2 separate regions of the Mus musculus genome follow, and region 2 is linked to region 1. A link is a loop called in an ENCODE intact Hi-C map of the cell type or tissue named here. Cell type or tissue: heart. All regions are shown on one strand.

Region 1 (8,000 bases):
CAAAAAGATAGCTACAAGAAAATGAGAATTTGAAAACTGACTGGATATTTGACGATGATTTCAGGTTCAAATATTATTATTTTGAGACAAGATCTTTCTTGCTACATACCTGGGGCTCCTCAAAATTGCTGTCTTCCCACCTCAACCTCCCTGGCGCTGGATTACAGGTGCCACCACAACCAACCTAATTATGGGAAAATTGAAGTTTTTTAATTTGATAGTTGATCCTTAGTCTTAAAGGTATGGCCATAAAATTTTATGGACCTTAACAAGATATGTGCCATTTGGTTTAAAAATGTCTAATGAGGGCTCTGGAGAATGGGTAAATAAAACAAGATGTAATCAATGGCTGGTGAATGTGCAGGCTGGGTTACACATATCCAGGCATTAGTCTATTTATAGGTTTCACTTTTGAAAAATGCTTGAAAATCTTCACCATAAAAATAGAGGGGCTGAGAAGATGGACTGGCTGGTAAAGCGCTTTGTAGTACAAGCTTGAAGGCTTCAGTAAATGTCCCAAGCACCAACATAAAAAAGCTGGGCATGGAGGCATACTCTTGCAATCCCAGATTTGGGGAGGAAGAGACAGGAGAAGCCCTGGCTATCCCTAGCCAGCCAGTCTATCCTATGGACAAGCTCAGCCCAGCAAGAGACCTTGCCTTGACAAAAGCCAAGGCAGATGCTGCCTAAGGAGGAATGAAGATCCTCACGGTTGCTTCCTACCTTCCACACACTTGTACTTGCATGCACATGAACATGCACAACACACACGGCTTTTGAAGAAAGAGAAAGGAATGTTAAAGATATCTTCAGTGGCTAGTTCTTTCTGAGAACTCCCTCTGACGTGTACCGATGGTTTATTACTATGATACTGTGGAGAGCCGTGAGCAATCGCCATCATGAGCCTCCGCTGTGCCTAACTGGTAAACAAGTAGTGTGCGCAGGTGCAAGAGTAAATTCGTGCCAAGTCACTGCCCATCCCGGGGCGTAGTAGTGGGATGATGAGTGAGCAGCTAATCAGGAGCTGACATGTCACACGGAGGGGTATATAAGCAGCACCATTTTCCTTGTTCGGGGTCTTCCTTCGGTTGAAGCAATAAAGCTTTGCCGTAGAAGAATCCGGTTGTCCAAGTGAATTCTTGCTGGCGAGATACTAGCTCGGGATATGATACTTCATCTGCTTTTGTTCCTTCAGGGACCCCTGAGAGTCTCTCAAATTTTGCTATGGCCCCTTGAAATTCATCTATTGCTTCATTTTTTTGTGTTTGAGCCATAATCGCAAGGTAGATTTAGCTGTGCCCCCAACATATTAATCTAGGATTACATTTTCCCAGTAGGAGGCACTGTCCTCAAAGCCAACTTCTTGGGCTTCCTTCCCTGCCTGCTCTCTAAGCTGCTTCCCACAGGGCCATCCTGCAGATGACTGCACCTTAGTGGATTTCTTAAAGCAAATTAGCTTCTAGAATAATCTCCCACCTCTTGGCTGCTAAAGTCTGAATTGGTATTTCCTCCATACCTAAGGTGCCCTCTTATTCTTTTTTTTTTTTTTAAGGTTTATTTATTTATTATATGTAAGTACACTGTAGCTGTCTTCAGACACACCAGAAGAGGGCATCAGATCTCATTACAGATGGTTGTGAGCCACCATGTGGTTTCTGGGGTTTGAACTCAGGACCTCCGGGAAAGCAGTTAGTGCTAGTAACTGCTGAGCCCTGCGCTTCTTCTTAAATTCTTAAATATATAAATGTTGTCCTTCCACTTCAGGAAGGGGGCCTCATTTCCTAATCACTTCACCTTGTTATTTAACTTGTAAGTTTAACTTGTGTCTGCAACTTTAATGCATAGTCTGAACAGATGCTATTAGAATTTGTGGGGCATGGTGGAAACTACAATTTTGAGGGCCCTCTTTGAGAAAAACAATACCAGATTATGATTATAAAGTTAAGTGGGAAAATGACCATTTGCTTAAAAGAAGTATGTAAATTACAACCAAGATGAACACCACAAATGGCACAAAATTCAGGAATAAAAAAAATGAACCTAAGGTGACCATTGAGCTACAGCCCCAGCCCACTCATTCTTAATTATTTATTTTCTGGAACCATCTTATAGTAACTTTGCCCAGCATTTTAAGCTGCATAGACTTTTTGATTATTTTTTTCCTACAACTGATTTTGCAATATTTTCTATGTTGAGTATAAAGATTAAATATAGAAGTATTCCAGTTCTTTCTCTGAAACTGCACACCCCTGGAGAGTTTTAAATTTATTTTGAATGGTTTCTTGGGAAATAGCTCCCTTTGCGATGGTATGCATATAGGTCCCCCCCCCCATCCCACTTATACCTTTACACATCTGCGTGCAGTCAGTTTTATTAAGCTGTAGGTGAACCTCTGTGGTTGTGCTCTCGCCCAGTGGGTAGAATGACTGTCCTATTTAAAGTATGGAGATCTTGAAATGCCATTGAAGGCTAAAAACATTTTGCTGTATTTTGAAATGCAGTTTTTATTGTAACCTTTATTCATCAGAATTGCCAAAGGATGTGTAATCAGATTGAAACTAAACATTGAATTGTTTTGACCTTCTATAAAATGGTATTAAGTAAACGGTGTCACTAATACTTGAAAATGCTATGCCTTTGTATCATTTAGGCATCTCTACCTGTATACCAAATAAAGCATCTCATAGTGATGTCCCAAACTGAATAACACCACTGCCTTAGATCAATCATTCTGTGTACAGGGGAAGGGTACAAGCCACTCTGACATTTAGAAATGTACATGGGATTTTTTCATTCATGGTGACTGACATGCAACTTTTAATTCTTCCACAATCACTCTCCAAAAAATTATGAAGTTCTCCTTGTTCAATACTGTAGAATCTTCAAATGAATACGCTGAATTCTGATCGTAGAACAATGATGTAGACATACCTGTGAAACTTACCTGGTTACAATAACAGGTAGTATGGGCATGTGTGTAAAACATATATTTTGAAGGTGATAATTCATTTCCTTGAGTTTTGCTAATGGTACCTTTTATTATATTCTCATGAGAATGGTAGAAGGAAATAAGATTTTTTATATTATTTAATATAATTTATACAACATTACATTAATATTTGCAGTATTTGGAGAAAATGGTTATGTGAAACACCTTTTGCTTCTGAGCACCGTGCTTGTGAATTTCACAAACACCAGTAAATGAAAATCAGTTTGTTTTTATCACTATATATTATTTAACTTTTTAATTATTTGGTGGTACACATATAGTCGATTCTAATTTTTCTTTTAATCACATAACTTACTATTATGAACATTTAAGTTATCTAAGTGCTTATTTATTTATTTTATGTGTGTGTCCTGGGAGTATGTATGTGCACTGTAAGCGTGCAGGACCCAACAAAGATGAGAAGAGAGTGTTAGAGTCCCTGGAAATGGATTTATAGTAGGTTGGGAGCATTTACACACATGGTATTTTTCCACTGTCTATCCATGCAGGCAAAACACCCGTACATAAACTTAAATCTTTAAAAAAGGAAAATTTAGCATTTATGTCTCACAGTAAGTAGAAACTTGAAAATTTTTTTATTGAATGTAATTAATCTAAAGTTAAAACTACCTGAGGATAATACTAGTAAATTCTTTTTTCTTTGGCCAAAATGGCATGTATAGTTAACCTATAAATGCATTTCTTCTTCTTCTTCTTCTTCTTCTTCTTCTTCTTCTTCTTCTTCTTCTTCAAATTTTAGAGTTTATCTGTTTGGGAACTTCCAAAATGCTCTGAGATTATGAAGTTATTTTGTGAAAGTAATTTTTATATTCCAGGAACACTGAAGGAAAAAGATGATGTCATAAGGAAATTGCACCTCTAAAACGTTAAAATTGTTATGTAAAAAGTGGCAGTCCTGACTTAAGTGTGAAGTCTCTCAAACTATTCTAAATGTACTTCTTTCCTAGCAAGAGACTTTTTTGTTTTGGTTTGGTTTTTGGTTTTTAGAGACAGGGTTTCTCTGTGCAGTCTTGGCTGTCCTGGAACTCACTTTGTAGACCAGGCTGGCCTCGAACTCAGAAATCCGCCTGCCTCTGCCTCCCAAGTGCTGGGAGCAAGAGACTTTTAAAAAGATTTGTTTGTAATCCCAGCACTAGGGTGGCTGGAGGCAGAAGCATAGTTTGGGATCAGCTTGGGTTACTCATTGAGTCAGACTCCAACATCAAAACAAGCAAAGATAGACAGCAGCAGCAAGAGGGGGAGCAGTAAGAGCCTGGTGATGTAGGTGAAGTCCCAGCACTTTGTACTGAAGCAGGAGTTCGAATCATTGGCCAGTTTGTGCTTCAGAGAGCTAGCCTGTCGGAAACCAAGCAACTGTATGGTTTTTTAATTTTTTTCCAAAACCACAACACCATGCAAGTCAAATACATTGCAAAAGGCCAAGCGTGCTGGCGCACCCCTTTAATAATGCCAGCACTCCCGGAAGAGGTAGGCGAGTGTCTCAGCAGAGGCAGGAGGAGTTTGAGGGTCAGCCTGGTCTACAGAGCAGCGCGAGTTCCTGGATAGCCAGGACTACGCACGGAAACGCTGTCTCAAAAAAAAAAAAAGGAAAAAAGAGACAAAGGGGGAAAAAAAGAAAAACCAAGCGCTACAGAAGAAAGAAGGGAAGGCTCGAACATACTGCCCAGAAACACATTAAAAACAAAGATCTCCACAAAAACACTTCCTGTCAGCCCCTAACATTCTGCTGAGCAATTTAACAATTTCTCGGGCGGGAGGGCGGGACTCCTCCTCCGAGGATTGTGGGAGGCTGCGGTAACGGCGCGTGCGTGGAAAGCAGAGCCGGGCCACTGCGTCCGCGGCCACGCCCACCTGTCCGCAAGGGCTGCCGGGAAAGCCCCCATCTTTAAGCGCGTTTGGCTGGCCCGCCGGCGCTCGGAAGTCCAGGCGCTTCTGTCGTTGTTCTTGAAGCTGTGGTGACCGTGGGATCCGAATCTTTGAGGTGAGCTTCTTGGAAACTGAGGAGAAGGTACGAAGGGCTGTGCTATGCGCAGGCCTCACCTTCCTCTCCGCGCCGCCGCGTGGGCCGCGCGGCCCGTGGCCGTGTGCTGGACCGCGGCCCGAGGGGGCGCGGGCCTCGGCGAGGCCACGGAGCGGGCCCCGGCCAGAGATGCGGGCGCCTGGGGCTTTCCACGTGGCAGGGATCCCGGCGGGCCGGTGTGGGAGGATGCGGCTCTCGCGGGGCCTTTAGGCAGAGGCTCGCCGCATCCTCACGGCGTCCTTTCGGTTTGTTCCTTGCACCCCTTTCCTGACTGGCCAGAGGCGGATGTTTCGGACCATTTAAGTCTTTAGGGTGGTCGGTGCGGGTTAAACGCGACAGGGTTCTGTGGGGACTGACTGGAGGCCGAAGAAGTGGGGGCCGCTATTGGGTTCCCAGCGTCGCTATCTTTTTTTTTTTTTTTTTTTCCTTCAAAGAACTGCCATTGCCATTCTGTCTTCAGTGTGAAACAGTCCCTAAATTGGGTAGGCCGCAGAAGTCTTGCAGGGGCTAACTAGGTCGTTATTGACCTGTGTCTCTGTAGTAATGAGAAGTGAGATTGTTGGTAGTGGGAGACAAACCAGCGCCTGTAACAGTAAATTCTGAAGTGGGACGTGTACTTCGTAGATTTCCCATTACAGGACCAGTGTATCGCCAGCAGTCTCCAGCATTTTGAGCAATGTCTCAAGAAATATACCAACAGTAACTCATAACTATATTCAGCTGCTGCAGATAAACTCTTCAAGAGCTGGTATACTTCCGTACAATATGGTAGGGTGGTTTAGTAAGGCGCTGAAAGCCAGTAAGACAGAAGATCCGGTTTGTGATTTCTAGCAAACCAGTATCACAGTCCCTCTTTATTCTAGGATTGTTGTCAGACCGTGAAACAGGAAAGTGGCTATAGAGTTAACCAGTGTAGTAGTGTTTTAGGCACATCCTTACCTTCCAGCGTCCCTAGTTTAAAATTTTTTGTATCTGTGCTCACAAGGTCCCATTTTTCTTGTATTCTCCTATATAGTGTCTAACACCGTAACTTTCATATCTGAACTCTATTTTCATTTTTACCAGTAATAAGTTTTGGTAAGTCAGCTGTGACTAATTTGAAAAGAAACGCAAATAATTGGCATTGAGGGCTATAGGAATATACTGCTGGCAGACTATAATACTGATATTTTTAAAGCTAGAAATGATTCAGGGGTAGTTAAGTGGACATTTTCTGCTTTTTTGTTTTTATCGCTGAACTTTGCTTTACCAACTACATGAAGAGTTTGGTTACAAAGTAGGATTTACTGGGAGGAGGGGTTGTTGATCTGAGTTTTCCATCCATAATCCAAGGTGTTGCTTTGTTGAGATGTATGAGAATTCATAGGGAAACCTGTAAGGTTAGGAATTCTTGAAATTAAAAAAAAAGTGGCATACTTTTTACTCATTCTCTTGTATTGACTATTATATAAAAATAATAACCTTCCTACCAGTGTGAGAAACTTTACAGATAGCCACAATGGCTGAAAATGGAGATAATGAAAAAATGACTGCTTTGGAGGCCAAAATCTGTCATCAAATTGAGGTATGATTCTTGTGTTGTTAAATTGTAACTTAAGATGAAAACAGAACATCTAATAGCGATATGTGGGCTTTTCAAACAACTGGCTTAGCTTTGATTCTTGGAGTTAATATGAATGTATTCATATTAGGGCAAAGTTAGAAGTCTCAAGAATTACAGACATTCCAAAGGTAACACTGTAGACTGGTGTTTATTTTTGAGACACAGAGTTCCCAAGTCTGTAAAATGGAGGTAATATTTGTAAGTTGATGTGAAAATTAATGGTGTGCCTAATATCTAACAAGCTAGCATAAATTCCATGGTAAAGTACTTCTGGTCAAATAATAGTTTATTCTATCTAGTTAGTTCTCTTCTAAAAAGTTAACATAACTTTTTAACAAATTATGCATTTCAAAAGTCCTGTTAGACTGTTCTCCACTTCTCTCTCTGCGTGCACTTAGCCCCTTCTCTCTTTCTCTCTTTCCTGCCCCACTTCCCCATGGAGACTTCCCTGGCCTTCATCCTTGGGGCCAGTGATCTTGCCCATCTAAGATCAGCTTCCCAATAAACCTGCATTTAATATAATCTTAAAAAAAAAAGAAAGAAAGAAAAATAACAAAAGTCCTGTTAGCATTTCAAATTTAGGTTTAGATGGAATGTTGTCAGTAACAGTATGGCTGTGGGGAAATTGCCCATAAATTGCTTTTATGCCATGAAATAACCATTGGTTAGTGTGTGTGCTCTTTTTTTTCCATTTCTTAGCTGTTTTGGTTTTGTTTTAACTTGTACTCCTTTGTCCTTTAAATTGTTCTGCTTTTATTTTTCTTTTCTCATATTTTCCCCCTTCTGAGTAATGGAGATCAAACTCAAGGCATGCTAGGCAGTCACTCAGTGAGCTGTAGGCATTTGCGGCTACAAATGTTGTCTGATTTTTTTAAAAAATTATTTATTTTTATGTGCATTGGTGTTTTGTCTGCATGTATGTCTGTGTGAAGGATCCCCCGGAACTAGAGTTACAGACAGTTGTGAGCTTCTATGTGGATGCCAAGAATTGAACCTGGGTCCTCTGGAAGAGCAGCTAGTTCTTTTAACTGCTGAACCATCTCCAGCCCCTTTTGTTTGATTGGGGGAAAAAATTGTGTTTTCTTAATAATTGCAAAAGCAGTGATAAGATAATTTGCTGTTTAATGCTTGGAACAATAGCAAATTTGTTATAGAAAAGAATAATGTTCCTCCCACAGCCTGCAGCCTCACATCTCTCCCTCTTGAGATATTCAAGGTTAAAAGCCTTTTCATACTCCATGTTCAAAATACATTTTATTTTTAGTGTACTTTATGTGTATGGATGTTATGTCTACATGTATGGCTGTGTGCCGTGTACATGCCTGGTGCCCTCAGAAGCCAGAAGTGTGCACTGGCTCCCCTAGGAC
Region 2 (8,000 bases), 230 kb before region 1:
CACAATTAAGATAAAATAAGTCTTTAACCAAAAACAGAGGGGTGGGAAGAAGAGGAGAAAGGGGGAAAGAAAGAAACATGAGTGAGCGAGACTATGCTGCTTATATGGCTGGGTATGGTGGCACATGTGTAATCCATCCCTAGGGAGGACGGCTCAGGAGGATCAGAAGTTCAAGGCCAGTATGAGCTGGGTACTGTGTATGTGGATATACACAGACACACGTACATGGACATACACACACATATATATGGATTCACCACCCTCCTCTACTCTCTTCTCTTTCATTTAGTTTTACTTCATCCTTCTCTCTCTCTCTCTACCTTGTCTTAAGGTCCATCGTCATAACTGAAATTATCACAGTCTCTCTCCAGAGCAGGGGTTCTCAACCTATGGGTCGAGACCCCTTGGAGGGAGGTCACATGTCAGGTATCTTTATATATCATATGTTTACATTATTATTCATAACAGAAGCACAATTACAGTTGTGAAGTAGCAGTGCAGATAATTTTACGGTTGAGGGCCACCACAGCCTGAGGGATTGTATCAAAGGGCCATGGTATTAGGGAAGTTGAGAACCATGGCACTAGTGGCTCTACTGAGAGGGGGGAAGGGGAGTGCAGTTCAGGGAGAAGGAAGGCTCAGGTCTAAAAATGGAGAGTACATGGACAACAGAAGAGAGAGAAGCTGGAAACTGGTGGAACCGGTCGGATGAAGTTTAAGTTGGTAGTGAGTAAAGATTAAAAAGTAAACAAATAGCTTGAGTTTCTGAAAGTGGAAAAACGGGATTCTAGATTCTGTCACCTAGTGAACATTAAGCTCCGAAAATAGGTGTAGTGCCAGGCCAGACATGGTGGCACATGCCTAGGGTCTCAGCACTTAGGATGCAGAAGCAGGATTTTCAAAAGTTGGAGCCCTGCCTGGCCTACATAGAGTTCCAGGCCACCCAGGGTAACGTTATGAGGCCTTATGGTGGTTTAAACAAGAGTGGCCTCCGTCAACTCAAACGTTTGGAAATTTGGTCCTCAGTTGGTGGAATTGTTTGGGAAGGATTAGGGGGTGTGGCCTTGCTGGAGGAAGTGTGTCCTGTGGTGGCAGGATTTGAGGCTTGTACCATCCCTCCTGTCCTCTCTGCCTTTTTGCAGATCCAGATGTGAGCTCTCAGCTATCCCTGCCACCACACTTTTGCTCCACCATCATGGGCTCTAACCCTCTGAAACTGTAAGTGCGATCAAATGCTTTCTTTTTTATTTAAAGATTTATTTATTTTTATTCTGTGTATAAGGATGGTTTGCCTGCATGTATGCCCAGGCATTATTTGCATGTAGTAACCCTGGAGGCCAGAAGGGGGCTTCAGATTCCCCTGGAACTAGAGTTACAGGCAGCTGTGAGCTGCTCTGTGGGGAGTTGGGGATTGAACCTGGATCCCTACAAAAGAGAGGTCAGTGCTCTTAACCACTGAGCCATCTCAGCAGCCTCAACAGTTGGTTAGTATTAAAACTTAGGAGAGAACTGGTGTTAACTTAGAACACGCTTGACCAGTTCTCTGCCAGGCTGTCTCCACCAACACATTGGAAGTCATTGGTGTGCAAGGGTAGAAAACCATGTGCCAAACTCTATCATGATAGCCTGGTACGCAAAATGAAGACATGTGAAATAGAACATCACCGTCAACATCACAAATACGGGTCATACCCAGTTTGTTTAGGGGAACAGGCCAATGATTGAAGAGTCACACCCAAGCACATTGTGATGTTGTGTTCTGAGGTAGGGCCATGTTATATAGCCCGGGCTGGCCTCGAACTCACAGCAATCTTCTTTCCCCAATTTCCCAAGGGGCCACATTGTTATCCTGATCTGTAGCAGGATGCTTGGCCTTATTCAAGTCCATATCTCCAGGGCATATACTAGACATTTAATAAAACTTAACAAATGAATAAACTTACAGGTCTTTTACATAAACCATCTTACAAGGGGTTTTTAATTATTTTTTGTGCGGGGTCTCATTATGTAGCACAAGGCTGGCCTCAAACTTGACAGCCCTCTTACCTCAGCCTCCTACCTTGCCTCCCAGACATCAAGAGATTGAAGATAGATTGGAGACAAGCACCAATGTAATTGTGCTTATGTAATGGAAAATCTATAAGACCCAGAAATAATGGACTCATGGGGCCCCAGGACTGGTGGATTCAAGACTTCGCACATCCTATGCCAATGCCCTATGACTGAACTACATCACCCACCTCATATGACATTTTTTAGCAGACAAAACTCTACAGTAAATAAACCAATGATTCCAGGAGCCAGGGACCACAGGAGGTTGACTATAGTGGTATAGGAGCAGGGAGGCTCCTGGTTGTGGTACTGGTTATGTGTCTTTTTATTATTAATTTTATTTATTTATTTGTCCATTTGTTTATTGGATTCTTGACAGGGTTTTTTTCTGTGTAGCCCTGGCTGTCCTGGAACTCACTTTGTAGACCAGGCTGGCCTCAAATTCAGATATCTGCCTGCTTCTGCCTCCCAAGTGCTGGGATTAAATGTGTGTGCCACCACCATCCAACTTACATATGTGTCTTTTACAACCACACATTTAAAAAAATGTCAACGTTAACTGGGTGTGCTAGTACATGTCTGTAATTCCAGCACCCTAGAAGTTGAGAAGGATGGCAAATTCTCAGCCAATGTGAGGTATGTAAGCCAGCCTGAGTTACATAGTGAGACTCTTTCTCAAAAATAGTCATGTTTACTGTGCGTCGATTCTTTAAAAATAAATATATGGAAAGGGAGTTGTGTAACCACCAAATGACTTAAGCAGCATTAACAGGAATCTAAAATCCACACACAATCACAAGCCTTCCACACACTAAAGTAATGAGATTTCATGTAAGGCTGTTTCTACAATGCTTACCCAGCTCACACAAAGCCCTGAATTCTACCCCAGCATCACATAAACAGGACATTGGCGAACATCCCTGCAATCCCAGCACTTGGGTGGCGGAGGCAGAAGGGTCCAAACTCCAAGGTGAGCCTCAGCTGCAGGAGACTCGATATCAAGAAAAGCAAGAACAAAAACCATAACAAAGACTGTGTCCATCACATCCGTTTTACTGGGACATTGACAAAATGAGAAGTAGCCAAGGAAGTGACCAAAAAACGGTTAGGGGATGCTAAGCCTGGGTACATTTAGCCTGGAGGGGAGAGAAATTTACACAGTAACCTATCTACTAAGTTAGGAAAGGTGCCCACTAGTTTACTGAGGCAGCCTGAGAAAAACCCCTAGCTGCAAGAAGACAGACCTCAAATCACTGAAGAAAGACTCTGGGATCATTCGAGTTGGGAATGACGTGCCTAGAGAGGCAGGGAGCTTTCTACTCCTGGGAATCACTGAGATTGTTCCAGCAGATGTTAAATAACCGCATGTCAAGATTATTGTTGGCAGGATTACTTCCTGAGTAGGAGACTGGTCTACTTAACCTCTAAGGTCTCAACCAACTCAATTCCTGTATCCTGCTTTATAAACGATGCTGTAAATCACCCTGGCCTCATGTGTGTCTCCAGCTCCCTGCGGTTCATTACCAGGCATGTTTATATACTGAGCACTTCCCAATCATCATGGACGTCAAACATAGTTCCAAAGAAGCGTCCAGGATGCTGCTTTATGCCGTCTCACCAGCCACGGGGAAGGAGAGATGCAGACAGTGAGATGGCTCAGAAGGTTATTGCTGCTCCATCTGGCAACCGGAGTTCAATCCCTGGAACCCACATAAAGGCAGAAGGAGAAAACCAACTCCACAAAGCTGTCCCTGATCTTTGCACACCCACTGTGGCACATTTGACCACACATCACCAAGCACACATTCACAGTAACAATGTATTTACTAAAATGTCTAGTGGATGAATAGAAAAAATTTACCCTGGTTAGGTGCTTGTGTTCTCTTTAATGTGTCTGTCTGTCTGTCTGTCTGTCTGTCTGTCTGTCTGTCTGTTTTAGACAGGTCTCACACAGCCCAGGTTGTCTTCAAACTCCCTGTGTGTCTGAGGATGACCTTGAATTTCGGATTCTGCTGCCTCCATGTGCTGTGCTCTGGGAGGATGATTCTAGTTCTCACTTTCTTTGTCTCTATTTCCTCTTTCATAAGGATGGCCTGAATTCAGGGTTCTCCTGCCTCCACTTCGCAGTGCTGGTACTACAGGTGTGCACACTGCACCTCAATGCTACTTTCATCTTTTAAAGTTATTATTTTAACTGAGTGAATAAACTGTATTTGAAGAAATGGCAACTACCAAAGGGGGTGGGGTGGACTATTAAAGCTAGGACAAAGTCAGTCCCTCTGCATGCCAGAATGTGTTGTGTAGTCCCTATGGGAAGCAGGTTAGCAAAGCAAGGGGTCTGTCAACTAGGTGGAGGCTCGTGCCTGTAATCTTATTACTGGGCAGGATGAGGCAGGAGAATTACAAATGGGCTATATAATGAATCCAAAGGCAGCCTGACTGGAGTGGGAGCCCATCTTTGAATGAATGAATGAGTGAATGAATGAGTGAATGAATGAATGAATGAATGAATGAATATTTAAAACCAATTTCCCTAGAATACACTAACATACATTTGCTTACAACTGCAGGATTGCTTTACTATATAAACACAGCAGAATTAATTTAGTCCCTGATCATCTGAGAAAATACAGAACAATATAATAAAGACATCTGTAAAAGAACCGGCATAGTCCTCACAAATGCTAGGTCTCCATAAACTCTCTGAATTCTATCTGAAGTCTGCTTGATGTAGTTAACAGTGATTTTTGCATTCCAGTGTATAATCAACACTCACTCCGCTTCGTAACTGCTGTCCTAAGAACTGGCCACACGGTGTCACTATTGTCCTAGAGAAAAACTTCAACGACGCTCCTCCCCCGCCACCCTTCCTGTTGTTTTTTTGTTTTGTTTTCTTTTGTTTTGTTTTTTTCCTGTGTCTTTTTTTCCCCCTTTAAAATTAGCATTTGGGGTGGCGGGGGTGGGGGAGGGGGTGTGGAGGGGGGAGGGGAGAGCCTGGAGAATTGGCGTTGAGGTTAAGAGCTCTTGTTGCTATTGCCGAGGAGCTGATTTTGATTCTCAGTATCCACACAGTGGCTCACAATCATCCAGAACTTCAAACGTGTTATAAAAATGTACATGCTGGGAAAACACTCATGCATATAAAAATGTGTGTGTGTGTGTGTGTGTTGCCCCTGTGTCAGAGGACAACTCTGTGGAGTTGGCACCTGTTTGTGAGTACTTCCCAACTTTTCAGAAGGGCTGGCTTCAAGGTAAGCACATTTTTTCGTACTTATTTTGCCAACCCACAAAGTCCTCTTAAAAGAACTAAGTCCTGCTCATGGTGTGAGAAGGAAGTGTCAAAAAGAGTGTTTCCTTAAAGTTTTGTGGGGTTTTTTGGGGGGAGGGGGAGTTTCGAGACAGGGTTTCTCTGTGTAGCCCTGGCTGTCCTGGAACTCACTCTGTAGACCAGGCTGGCCTTGAACTCAGAAATCCGCCTGCCTCTGCCTCCTGAGTGCTGGGATTAAAGGCGTGCACCACCACGCCCGGCTCCTTAAAGTTTTGAATTAATTAACCTCCCTTTAAATTTATTTTTATTTGTATGGTTATCTTTGCCTTCAGGCATGGCTGTGGACCATGTGCATGCAATGCCTGATGAGGCCACAAGAGGGCATTTGTTTCTCTAAAACTGGAGTTGACGGTTGTTAGCCACCATGTGGGTGCTTGGTGCCAAACCCTGATCCTCCGGAAGAACTCCAGTGGTCTTCCTCACTGAGCCAGCCAGTGTGCCCCCTCTCCCTTTAAAAAACTTTTGTTAAAAAAAAAAAAGTTTCTTTGTTTGTGGGGGAGAGCTTGCTCTTCTGGCTGGCATGGGGTAATTTTTAGTTGTTGGCCCTTCTACCATTTGGGTTATCTATATCAAACTTAGATTATCAGCCTTGGCAGCAAGTGTATTTCCCCAATACGATACCCCCCCCCCCCCGAATCCCCATTTTTTGTTTGTGTGTGTGTGTGTGTGTGTGTGTGTGTGTGTGTGTGTGTTTGAGACAGTTTTTGTTTGTGTAGCCCTGGCTGTCCTGGAAGCCCTGGCTTTCCTGGAACTCACTCTGGCCAGTGACCAGGCTAGCCTCAAACTCAAGAGATTCCCCTGCCTCTGCCTCCCCAATGCTGGGATTAAAGGCTATTGCCAACCTCCCAGTTATCCTTTTAATCGGCAGAAGAGCACTATATTTTTCTCCTAGGGGTTGTGTGGGTTTTTAAATAGAGATAATATTGACATAATTTGTAGCCAAGGCATAGGCACCTGTAGTCCCAGCTACTTGGAAGGACCAATTACAAGGAGGATCATTTGAGCTGAGACAGCAAGGCTAGCCTGCAATAAATACTGATGCATGTCTCTAAAAACAAACAAACAGGGTTAGCAAGATGGTTCCAAGCTGTGGTGGTTTGAATAGGTTTGGCCCCTAAGACACATGTGCTTAAATGCTTGGCCCACAGGGTGTGGCACTATTATGAGGTGTGGCCTTGTTAGAGTAGGTGTGGCCTGGTTGAAGGAAGTGTGTCGCTGTGGGGTGGGCTTCGAGATCTCCTGTATGCTCAAGCCAGGTCTAGTGTGGCATTCACTTCTGCTGCCTGTGGATCCAGGTGTAGAGCTCTCAGCTCCTTCTCCAGCGCCATGTCTGGCTTGAGGCTGCCATGTTTCCCCACCATGATGATAATGGACTAAACCTCTGAAACCATAAGCCAAGCCCCAGTGGAATGCTTTCCTTTATAAGAGTTGCCTTGGTCACAGTGTCTCTTCACAGCAATAGAACCCTATGTAAGACAAGAGCACATAAGCATTGGCTTCGCAAGCCCGACTACAAAGCAGGAGGTTGGCTGAGAACTTTCTGCTGCTGAACAGCTTCTTATAGTTACTTAGTGTGGGAAACCACATAACAGCCCTGTGTCCTGGTGCTGCTGGGAGTTATGTCTGTCTACTATTGCTAAGGGGAGCAGCACACAACCATCTTTGCATCATCTACCTGACCATGACTCTTCCTCTTGGGCTCCACGAGGTATAAGCAAAAACCCAGAAATAAGCATACAAACAGTTTTGGTTTGTTTCATGTATAATCTCATACCATAAAGGACTTCTTATTCCTTAACTTTATTTTATGTGTATGAATATTTGCTTTCATCTCTGTGCACCACGTGAATGCCTGGTGCTCTCAGAGGCTAGAAGAAGGCATCAGATCTGGAACTGGAGCTACAGATCATAGTGATGCCACTCTATGTGGTGCTGGGAATCAAACTCAGGTCCTCTGGAATAGCAGCAGTTGTAATCACTGAGCCATCTCTCCAGCCTCCTTGTTCTCACTGCTGTAAGATCTATTTATTTTATGTATGTGAGTACACTATCGCTGTCTTCAGACACACCAGAAGAGGGCATCAGATCCCTTTACAGAGGGCGTCAGATCCCTTTACAGATAGCTGTGAGCTACCATGTGGTTGCTGGGAATTGAACTCAGGACCTCTGGAAGAACAGTCAGTACTCTTAACCACTGAGCCATCTCTCCAGCCCTCTCTAACTGTTCTTGAGAAACAACCATTTCCCCCCTACCTGCAGGAACAAAAACATCAAACCTGCTCTCACTTTTACCAGTTTAGTAGAATAAAATCGAGCAAGCAGGGCTGGACAGATGGCTCAGCAAATAAGCACTTGCTGCTCTCCCAGAGGACTAAGTTCAATTCCCAGCTCCACACTGTGCTATTCACAACTGCCCAGAGTACAGTTCTGAAGTCAGATGTGATAGAAGGCTTGCTTGTGAATGATCAAGAGGCATTTTGCCGTCACAAGCTAAGGTGGAGGAGAGGCCCAAAGTGCGCAGCACAGCAGATCTGACTCTTAGAAGACAACAAGTTGGTGCTGGAGAGATGGCTCAGCGGTTAAGAGCACTGACTGCTTTTCCAAAGGTCCTGAGTTCAAT

Evidence for each region. Peaks named below come from ENCODE experiments on the same cell type or tissue, not always from the same donor. Only the 100,000 strongest peaks of a DNase experiment are listed, where the experiment ranks them.
Region 2: a loop joins it to region 1, with 2.3 times the contacts of the local background. A loop is called at or near these places in 6 of 42 quality-filtered maps.

Annotation. Positions count from the first base shown.
Region 1 is chr2:69,856,722-69,864,721 of GRCm38, forward strand. It overlaps Ssb (Sjogren syndrome antigen B), which reads left to right and starts at 4,841. Exons shown (of 12, transcript NM_001110145.1): 1 at 4,841-4,991; 2 at 6,503-6,594. The coding sequence starts at 6,529. In heart, a CTCF peak has its summit at 1,336 (motif pointing right); DNase peaks (open chromatin) are centred at 4,490 and 4,860; H3K4me3 peaks cover 2,583 bases; H3K27ac peaks cover 1,922 bases.
Region 2 is chr2:69,630,308-69,638,307 of GRCm38, forward strand. No RefSeq gene overlaps it. Among named protein-coding and RNA genes, the nearest start is that of Bbs5, 13 kb to the right of the region's middle. In heart, CTCF peaks have their summits at 1,333 (motif pointing right), 4,843 (motif pointing right) and 5,698 (motif pointing right); no DNase peak of the experiment used is centred here; H3K4me3 peaks cover 611 bases; H3K27ac peaks cover 642 bases; H3K27me3 peaks cover 254 bases.